Linked DNA regions of Homo sapiens: region 1 is linked to region 2. Evidence: read pairs that join two places in POLR2A ChIA-PET (ENCODE). Cell type or tissue: Panc1. All regions are shown on one strand. Region 1 overlaps CASC15 (cancer susceptibility 15). Region 2 overlaps CASC15 (cancer susceptibility 15).

What was found. Peaks named below come from ENCODE experiments on the same cell type or tissue, not always from the same donor. Only the 100,000 strongest peaks of a DNase experiment are listed, where the experiment ranks them.
Region 1: POLR2A ChIA-PET joins it to region 2 with 7 read pairs; 2 of 35 experiments call an interaction of 5 or more read pairs at or near these places.

The regions. Positions count from the first base shown.
Region 1 is chr6:22,042,053-22,047,052 of GRCh38, forward strand. The region is part of intron 7 of CASC15 (cancer susceptibility 15); the gene reads left to right. Among named protein-coding and RNA genes, the nearest start is that of NBAT1, 100 kb to the right of the region's middle. In Panc1, no CTCF peak of the experiment used is centred here; no DNase peak of the experiment used is centred here; H3K27ac peaks cover 1,010 bases.
Region 2 is chr6:21,693,026-21,698,025 of GRCh38, forward strand. The region is part of intron 2 of CASC15 (cancer susceptibility 15); the gene reads left to right. Among named protein-coding and RNA genes, the nearest start is that of CASC15, 29 kb to the left of the region's middle. In Panc1, no CTCF peak of the experiment used is centred here; no DNase peak of the experiment used is centred here; H3K27ac peaks cover 835 bases.

The sequences.
Region 1 (5,000 bases), 350 kb after region 2:
ATTCAGAATGAAATGTAGTTCCAGATACAAAAATTATTTCTGAAAATAACCTCACTTCTTTAAAACCATTTCTGTTATATGTTGATTTAAAAGCATTTATACTGATCTCCAGTCAACTTTCTCTTTCTCTTGGTGTTCCTTCTTCATCCCTCTCCCCACTCTCTTTCTCTCTCTTGCCTGCCCACCTGCCCGCCCCCCTCCCTTCCTCCCTCCCTCTCCTTCCCCCTCCTTCTTCCTTCCTTGCTTCCTTCCTTCCTCCCTCCCTCCCTCATGGAATACCCAGAACAATACTGTCTAATAGACATATAATATAAGCCACATGTGTAGCCATGCTAAAAAAAAAAAAATGAAGAGAATTAGGTGAAATTGATTTTAATAACACACTTTATTTAACCTAATATATCCAAAATATTATTTCAATATTTAATTAATATAAAAATTAATGAGCTATTTAACTGTATTTTTCATAGTAAGTCTGTGAAATCCACTGTTTTAAACTTGAGATACATCTCAGTTTGGACTGATCACATTTCAAGGACTCAAGAGCCACATGTGTCTAGTGACCACTGTATTAGACAGTGCAGACCTAGTGTATTTGGTACCAAGCACGTAAAGTCCAGAAAAGGGCAGCCCTCCACTTTGCTTCATGGACAGGACAGATCAATAAAGGATGAATGATGGCTGTGAGTACCTGGGGAGGAGCTGTGCATAGAGTATTAGGGAAGCCCAGAGGAGGGGGTCCAAAGGCAGACCTGTGAGCTGGGGCCTCCCTGCAACTTACTTGGCTTGTTCACTACCACTAGATCTCATTTCTTTGAACTAGTCCCCTGTGGGGAGGCAACTGAGCTGGAGTTTGGCATGGGCCCCAGTCCATCAGACATTAACTTTTTGCCTCATGTATTAAGAGAGCCACTGGCAAGTTCACATTTAATTACAGGCTCTGCTCTGGCCACAGGTTTGGGAGCTGGGATTTTGGAATCACAACCTCACTGCTTTCTGTTCTGGTCTGCCTTTCATTCCCACACACAGGATGGCTCATCTAGCTTCCTGGAGATTGCTCTCCGGCCAGGTGCACCTCCTTGCTTCTTTTTACTGCAGTGCCCAGAGGAAGATGTAAAGTATGACTGAGGGAAGGGAAGGAAGAAAACATTTTTATTTTCTTCTTTGTCTAGACACCTCCCCTACTCATCTCTGGGAGGCAGCACCAAGAGCTCTGGTTGTTAATGGAAAGGTCATCAGGTGGCCTTCTGTGGATCCACCTTGTCCCCACCCTGGCCACTGTGCCTGACCTGCTTCTCAGGGATTTAGAGAGGTAGCTAATGTGGATGGTGTGGCTCCAGCAGTTAGGCAAGTGTGTGTATATCCAGGCTCCCTGCTTGGGGAAGGGTGGTAGAGAGATGTTTACAGATATCCAGCCAGGAAGTGCAAGGGAAGAGGAGGAGCTGTTTCCACTTACCCTCCTACCTCCTTTTGGCTTTCTCTTCTGGCATTGCCTACGGCCAAAAAGGGATGGGAATTTGGCAAAGTAAAAGTATCTCATTGTACTTCCCCACCCCTCCGTCTCACCTCCCTTCTAAGACTTTTTTCTACCCAGGTCACTTAATACTCAAAGACTGCAAATTCCTTTCCTACTGCTGATGTGGAAGAAGCTTGGAAACATGTTCCTTTCCAGGAGATAAGTGATACGGCAGAAAGACGGGTCAGATGAGGCCAAGGGATTGGAGCCAGAGTCTTACCAAACTCGCAGGCAGCTTGTGACTGCGGGCATGCTGTGCTGATGGAGGAGGGGAGGCCTGGGGGCTCCATGCTGTCGGGATTCCTCCCTTGATAAACAGAGTCAAGGTGGGTAGGGGGACCTTGTGAGAGGTGTCCAGCCCTTTAGAAGATTCTATTAGCATGTGTTGGCTTGTTAAATGATCTACCCATTGAGATTGGTGGCCTGGTCCAAGGCTTTGCTTCTGATACCACTTAATCTCTTTTAATATTTGAACTCTATACTATTAACATAGATTTCTTTGGGAACTGTATGCATTTTCCACCACAGGGAATCAAATCCAGCATATAAAGATGGCAAGAATCTCAGTAATTACCTAAATTCATGAAGAAGCCAAAGTAAAAATATTTCTTCTCTTGGGAATAATAAAATAAAATAAAATAAAATAAAATAAAATAAAATAGATGAGAGCTGAATAGCTCTTCTCCTTACCCCACACTCACAAATCTCCTAAAACTCAAAATTAATGTTACAATACACATTAGCAGATAGCATTTTTATCGATAAGTGTTAAATTAAGGAGTTAACACTGAGAAATTGAAACTGATTAAGAAAATGGAAAAGGCCACAGTATTTGAATGTCACATATGCATACTTATATTGTACCGTAGATACTGAAATAAGATCATTGTTACTGGTGCAGCCTGTGGTCAAATGCATTTTTTTTCTTTTTTTTTTTTTTTAAGACAGGGTCTCTTTCTGTCGCCCACGTTGGAATGCTGAAGTACAGCAGTGCAATCATGGCTCACTGCAGCCTTGATCTCCCAGCTGCTCAAGTGATCCTCCCACTTCAGTTTCTTGAGTAGCTGGGACTACAGGCATGCAATACTGTGCCTGGCTAATTTTTTAAATCTATTTTTTTTGTAGAGACAGGTTCTCAGCTCAGGCTGGCCATATGCATTTTGACACCCCAAAATATTTTGAATTATTCTTAGTTTCAGTAGATGAGATGAGTGATCATTTGAGTTCCTTCAACAGGTCATTAGACCAGACCAGAAGCGAGCTGTGATGATAACACAGGCTGTGGGCAGGCAGGCACCATGAGGCACAGTGAGAGCACCAAGACTGTGGGCTTTGGGTTTGAATCCTGGCTCCACTACTAATCAGCCCTGTGCAAGTGACTCAGCCTCTCTTAACCTCATTTATTTTCTGTAAAAATGGGAATTGTAGATTTATATTTATGGAGATTATTAAGATAATCTGTGTAAAATACTTAGTCCACAGTACCTGACAAATATTAAATTCTGAGGAAATATTAATTGCTATTATTACTACTTCAGCTCTGAAAATGCTGTTTTCTTGACAGTAAATGGCTGTTTTGTTTATTTCTGCCAGTAGCAAAGTAATATATTGATTGTTTAATGCCTTCTTGGCCTCTTTGAAAATGTTTAAAATTATGTTTACCTTTTCTTTATATCATTGCAGGTTTTGTGTGTGTGTGTGTGTGTGTGTGTATGTGTGTGTGTGTGTGTGTGAGAGTGAGTGCGTTTTGGGAGGCCAGTAATTACCCTGTGCAGATGGAGCTGCCCAAACAGTCTTTCCCATGGCAACTGAAAAAATAAAAAATAAAAGCAAAAACTTTGAGGTTACATAATTGCCTTCAATAGACTAGGAGGAGTGTAGAGATCATGACTTTTTTTGTGGGTTTTGGTGTTCTTTTGGTGTAAGGTGTTGGGTGAAGGTACAGAGGTCCTACTGAGTAACTGAACAGGATGCTGTTGCTTGCTTTGAAGTGAATAAATTGGTCAAAAGTACAAGTGGGAGGGGAAGTTGAGGTTTAATGAAGGAGGGCCATTATTAATGTTTCCATGGTTTTAGCAGTTTAAAAGTTGGGAGTTTAAATAATGTTGTTAGTTGTGGGGAAAACAGCCCACAGACATTCAGACATAGTTGAAGTTTAGTCTTTCAGTCTTCATTTTAATCTGAAGGTAGGGAGCCGAGCCTTCTGAATCACACAGCAAAGGGATTGCTTCGTAATTTTAACAGTCTGAATTATTGCATGCTCATAATGGCATAAGATTTGCATAGCTCCACCACTCTCATCAAATCCCAATTATCTGAAGATTGTTTCTCTTGGGAGGCAAAAGAATATTATAATTTTTGGGTTTCTTTTAATCTTCCAAAATGATTTATATTCATCCCCTTAAAACCTGGGTGTAACCAAAGGCACTAGGGCCCAAAGAACAGGTGTTGTCTTTCCAGAACATCCATAAAAGGATCCCTGTATACATTCTCTTTGCACCTCTTGTGTAGGGGTTAACATGGAAGGCTTCATTATTTGACTGGAAAGTAGGTTTGACTTTCCCACTGGAGATTTGATACTCTTAGCTCCAGAACCAAGAAAGAGAAGACTATTAGACTTTCCTTGCCCACCACCCCCTCCCCAACCCTGCCAAATGTATGCTAAGCCTATATTTGTTTTATTTCCAACCAATTTGTTGGAAATAAATTGGTTATTTATTTCCTTATTGGTTTTTCTCTCCAGAGACCCAAAAGATCATATAATGCCAACTCTATGTTATTGATAATAATCTGGGCATAGGAAGAACACGGAGAGTTGAAATCCACAAATCCTCCTAAAACCCAACATTCAAAAACCTCTTCTGCTCAGCTCTTTACATGTGAGCAAAGGAAAGGAGAATGAGAGATAAGATATTAAATGAGTACACGTGGCTCAGGGCACTTGGTGTCAGAAACTCTGCGTTACAATCCAGCCTCTTCCAGTTACCTGGTGAGCACTGGGAAATTTTTGTAACTCCCTGAGTTCTCCCTTTATCATTTGTCACATGATGAAAGAACACTTTAGTCTTGTTGGTTGTTGTATTAGATGAGATACGATATATGTGACGATTTGTAAATTTTGGGGCACTCTCCATGTGGTGCTCACTACTTTGTGTCATCTGATAGAGAGGAGGAGGAAGCATATATAACTAGCAGCCTGAGTAAATATTGGTTATCGTTTACTTCCAAATTGCCAAGAATGGGCCGTAAACCAACAATCTGCCTTGTTTAACCTCCATCAGCTACAATTGCCTCAAGGCCCCCAAATTGCAATTGGTAAGACAAAAACAATAAATGCAAAATCCATATTTGTTTTCTTCTTCCTTAACTTTTTTCATTCATGGTGGTCAATTGAGGTTATTAACCTAACTGACCTGCAAGGATAAACAAATGAGTTTTTTTTTTTAATCCTTTCTGGGAATCCTAAATAACTAGTTTCAATTGT
Region 2 (5,000 bases):
TGAGAGAGAATATATTCCGAGTCTGATTTTGCAGTGCACTTTCTCCTGTGTAGAATGCTCATGAGAAGGGAACCATCTCTGCAGAACTTCTAGAACAAGTTTTTCTTCCTGTGGTATTGAAAAGGATGGATTGGATGGGTGCATATTTTCCCTTCTATGGAAACAAGAACTCTGTAGGGTTCCTGTGAATCAGGAAGCCGTTACAAAGCTACAAGTATGACGGCCAGTTTTTAAAAAATGAAGTACGTATAGTTTATTTAGGGGAAAAAGAAGGAAAAGAAAAGAGCTGGAAATAGTAATATTTGCTTTCAAAATAGAAATATGAGCCTGAAAATAGAAATATTTGCTTTTCTGTATTTACATACACATCTGGTTTTTCATTTATTTTGTGTGTAAAGAAACCTAATAGGTGTGACTCGCTTCTTCATCTTGTGATTGTGCTTTTTTTTTTGAGACGGAGTCTTGCTCTGTCACCAGGCTGGAGTACAGTGGCATGATCATGACTCACTGCAACCTCCACCTCCCGGGTTCAAGTGATTGTCCTGCCTCAGTCTCCGGAGTAGCTGGGACTACAGGTGCGCGCCACAAAGCCCAGCTAATTTTTGTATTTTTAGTAGAGACAGGGTTTTATCATGTTGGCCAGGATGATCTTGATCTCCTGACCTCGTAATCCACCTGCCTCGGCCTCCCAAAGTGCTGGGATTACAGGCGTGAGCCACCGTGCCCAGCCGATTGCGCTTTTTAAACCTTGGTTTCAGCTTTGATGTGACAGTGCTTGGGAATAGAATAATTTTCCTCCTTGGGCTTGAGCTCTGTTAATCATTTGGTAAAGATCTTTCATTGTCAAAAAAGCCAAGAGGCAGGCCTAGTTAATATTTGCAAACCGAGGAAATATTTATTACATGAAATATTGTTCCACTGATGGGTTAGTGGAAAATTCTGGGATAAGATCATTTCTTTCATGACTAATGAAGAACTGTATCTTAATTACTTTTCTAGAGGGTTTTTTTTTGGTTTTCTGATCATGGATTTGAGATTCAATTTTTATACTAAATGATGACGATGGTTAATATCAACTTTTTTTTAGCTTAGAGATACCTGGTTTATTTAATAAGTTAACAGGGTTTCATTCTCAATAATAGTGTGACTATAGACCGCTGGGCAGCAGACTTTATTGAACCAATAAAACTTTATTTGCTTGCTCTTAAAAGCTCCGTTGGAAAGACCTGGGGGTAGGCTGGACACAGTTATTTAACACAGAATTTCTAATACCTTTCTTTGTAATGAAAAAGGGCCAATTTACTTACTGGCTGTGAGCTGTAAAAGCATTTCCATTGATGTTAATGTGGGCTTGACTCCCTCAGAGTTGGTTCATTCCAGAAATGGTTCTTGGATCTTGAGAGTGGGGAGGGTGGTTCTTCCCAGCAAAGCTGAGTGACTTGCCCAAGGGCTTGTGATAGAGCCTTGTAGACAGTGCCCTTACTTGCCTTTGTGATTTGAATGATCATCCAAGGGAAAGTAGAATCAGTTTTAAGGAATATTTCAAATTAGCAAAATTGGAATATCCCCGGAAGGCTGGGTTCTACGTTTTATCATGAAGAATTGGTCAGACACCAACATTTTTGAGTGCCAGAGACTTGCAATAGGATGTCTTACAAATGTTATGTGTATTTTGATAGGCTAAGGTTTTTGTAGCCACCACTGCATGCAGTGTAAACACTCCATGAATTATTAGGTTTTCCTATGTTACCAGAAAAGGGTCCCATTCTAGACCCCAAGAGGGGGTTGTTGGATCTCTCACAAGAAAGAATTTGAGGTGAATCCATAGAGTAAAGTGAAAGCAAGTTTATTAAGAAAGTAAAGGAACCGGGCCGGTGGCTCACACCTGTAATCCCAACACTTTGGGAGGCTGAGGCTGGCAAATCACCTGAGGTCAGGAGTTCAAGACCAGCCTGGCCAACATGGTGAAACTCCGTCTCTACTAAAAATACAAAATTAGCTGGGCATGGTGGCTCACGCCTGTAATCCTAGCACTTTGGGAGGCCGAGGCAGGCGGATCACCTGAGGTCAGGAGTTCGAGACCAGCCTGGCAAACATGATGAAATCCCGTGTCTACTAAAAATAAGAAAAATTAGCCAAGTGTGGTGGCGCACGCCTGTAATCCCAGCTATTCAGGAGGCTGAGGCAGGAGAATCACTTGAACCCAGGGGGCAGAGGTTGCAGTGAGCCAAGATCTTGTCACTGCCCTCCAGCCTGGGCAACAAGAGTGAAACTCTGTCTCAAAAAAAAAAAAGAAAAAAAAAGGTAAAGGAATACAGCTGGGTGTGGTGGTTCATTTCTGTAATCCCAGCACTTTGGGAGGCCGAAGTGGGCAGATCACTTGAGGTCAGGAGTTCGAGACCAGCCTGGCCAACATGGTGAAACCCCGTCCCTACTAAAAATACAAAAATCAGCCGGGCGTGGTGGCACATGCCTGTAATCCCACCTACTTGGGAGGCTGAGGCACGAGAATTGCTTGAAGCCAAGAGGCAGAGGTTGCAATGAGCTGAGACCATGTCACTGCACTCCAACCTGGATGACAGAGCAGACTCTGTCTCAAAAAAACAAAAAAAAAACCAAGCAAAGGAATAACGAATGGCTACTCTATAGGCAGAGCAGCCCCGAGGGCTGCTGGTTGCCCATTTTTATTGTTACTTCTTGATTATATGCTAAATGAGGGGTAGATTATCCATGAGTTTTCCAGGGAAGGGGTAGGCAATTTCTGGAACTGAGGGTCCCTCTTTTTTTTTGTTTTTTTTGAGATGGAGTCTCGCCCTGCTGCCCAGGCTGGAGTGCAGTGGCACCATCTCAGCTCACTGCAACCTCTGACTCCCGGGTTCAAGCAATTCTCCTGCCTCAGGCTTCTGAGTAGCTGAGATTACAGGCGTGCGCCACCATGCCTGGCTAATTTTTTGTATTTTGTATTTTTAAAAATTAAAAATTATTTTTACATTTTTTGTATTTTTAGTAGAGATAGGGATTCACCATGCTGGCCAGGCTGGTCTCGAACTCCTGACCTCGTGATCCACCCACCTCGACCTCCCAAAGTGTTGGGATTATGGGCGTGAGCCACCGCGCCAAGCCTTTTTTTTTTTTTTTTTTTGAGATGGAGTCTCGCTCTTTTCGCCCACACTAGAGTGCGGTGGCACAATCTCGGCTCACTGCAACCTCCGCCTCCTGGGTTCAAGTGATTCTCCTGCCTCAGCCTCCCGAGTAGCTGGAATTACAGGCACCCGCTGCCATGCCTGACTAAATTTTTTTGTACTTTTAGTAGAGATAAGGTTTCACCATGTTGGCCAGGCTGTTTTCGAACTCCTGGCCTCAAGTGATCTGCCCACCTCAGCCTTAGAAAGTCCTGGGATTATAGGTGTGAACCACTGTGCCCGTCCTGTCTATAAACATTTTAAAATGCTGCAACACAGACTCCTCATTTGTCACTATAATACTGAGTACTGAGTGTGTGGACCTGTAAGGGTCTCTTTTTCTCTTTTTAGTTACAGGGCTTGACGTTTCTAGGACTAACCAAGGAAGATGCAGTTGGTTGTGAATCACTTCTTCCCATGCTGAAATGGCAAGTTTATGACACTAAAGATGCAGTCCAACAGAGTAGTCACTGTGCTCAGCATCAGTATTTTTTTTTGCCTCCATCATCTTGCTGAAACAGCATTGGTGTAATAAAAATGAACCTCTACACCTCTTTAAAGTGCTTTGGATTTGGACAAATTTATGTTTTATCAAAGGTTAATCCTGACAAATTATAGTCAATGATTTCTGGAAGGTCTGCTACAGGTGCAGTTGAATTAATTGTATACTGTGCATAGCCGGATGTATACTTTAGGAAAGATTTACTGCATTTTTTGTGGCAAAAGTAGAACTAGAAAACTGGGGATGCCCAGTAAAACCACAGTGGGACCAGGAGCTTGACCCTACTGTGCAGATAAATGATGTTCATGAAAGGTTAAGTTAGAGCTCTAATGTTCCTCATTGCAGCACTCTACTGCTACCTCTGCCTAAAAGACAAAATGAAAAGGGGAAAAGTCACAAAGGCAGGGAAAAAACAGGTAACACTAGAGTTGTGACTTTTACCCGCTTTTTCATTTTCTGTTTTTGGTGGGAAGGTGAAACCTCTATTCATTTATCTGCTGGAAAGAAGTCTTCTTTGTGTTTTCAAGACAGGCGCTTCTACCCATTGTTTCTAGAAGCAGGAGAAACTTTATTTCTCTAGTTCGGGGATCGCCCAGATGCAAAAGAGGACGAAATGAGAAGTGAGCCTTGAGAGAGGAATATAAATCAGTGTTACAAACAAACAAACAAGAGTATTGAGCACATAGCTGCTCAAGATGGCTTGACAAATGAATAAATTATGTAGGTGCAGCCCTGTGTTAAATAAAGGAGTTTATACTCTGAGACACACACATGACAGACACAACAGCAAATCTTGAACATGTGCATAGAAGTTTCTGAACTTTCCACAGAGAATGGTTTATTAGTGTGCTAGGGCTGCCATAAGAAAGAATCACAGACTGGGTGGCTTAAACAACAGAAATTTATTTTCTCAGGCTGGGTGTGGTGGCTCACACCTGTAATCCTAGCACATTGGGAGGCCAAGGCCCAGCAGATCACTTGAGGTCAGGAGTTCGAAGCCAGCCTGGCCAACATGGTGAAACCCCGTCTCTACTAAAAATACACAAAATAAGCCTGGCATGGTGGTGGGTGCCTGTAATCCCAGCTACTTGGGAAGCTGATGCAGGAGAATCTCTTGAACTCGGGAGGCGGAGGTTGCAGTGAGCCGAGATCATGCCACTGCACTCTAGCCTGGGCAACAGAGCGAAACTCCATCTCAAAACAGTTCTGGAGACAGGAAGTCCGAGATGAAGATGTCAGTAGGGCCATGAGGCAAGGATCTCTCTCAGGCCTCTCTCTCTCTGGCTTGTAAATGTCTATTTTCCTCTCTATGTGTC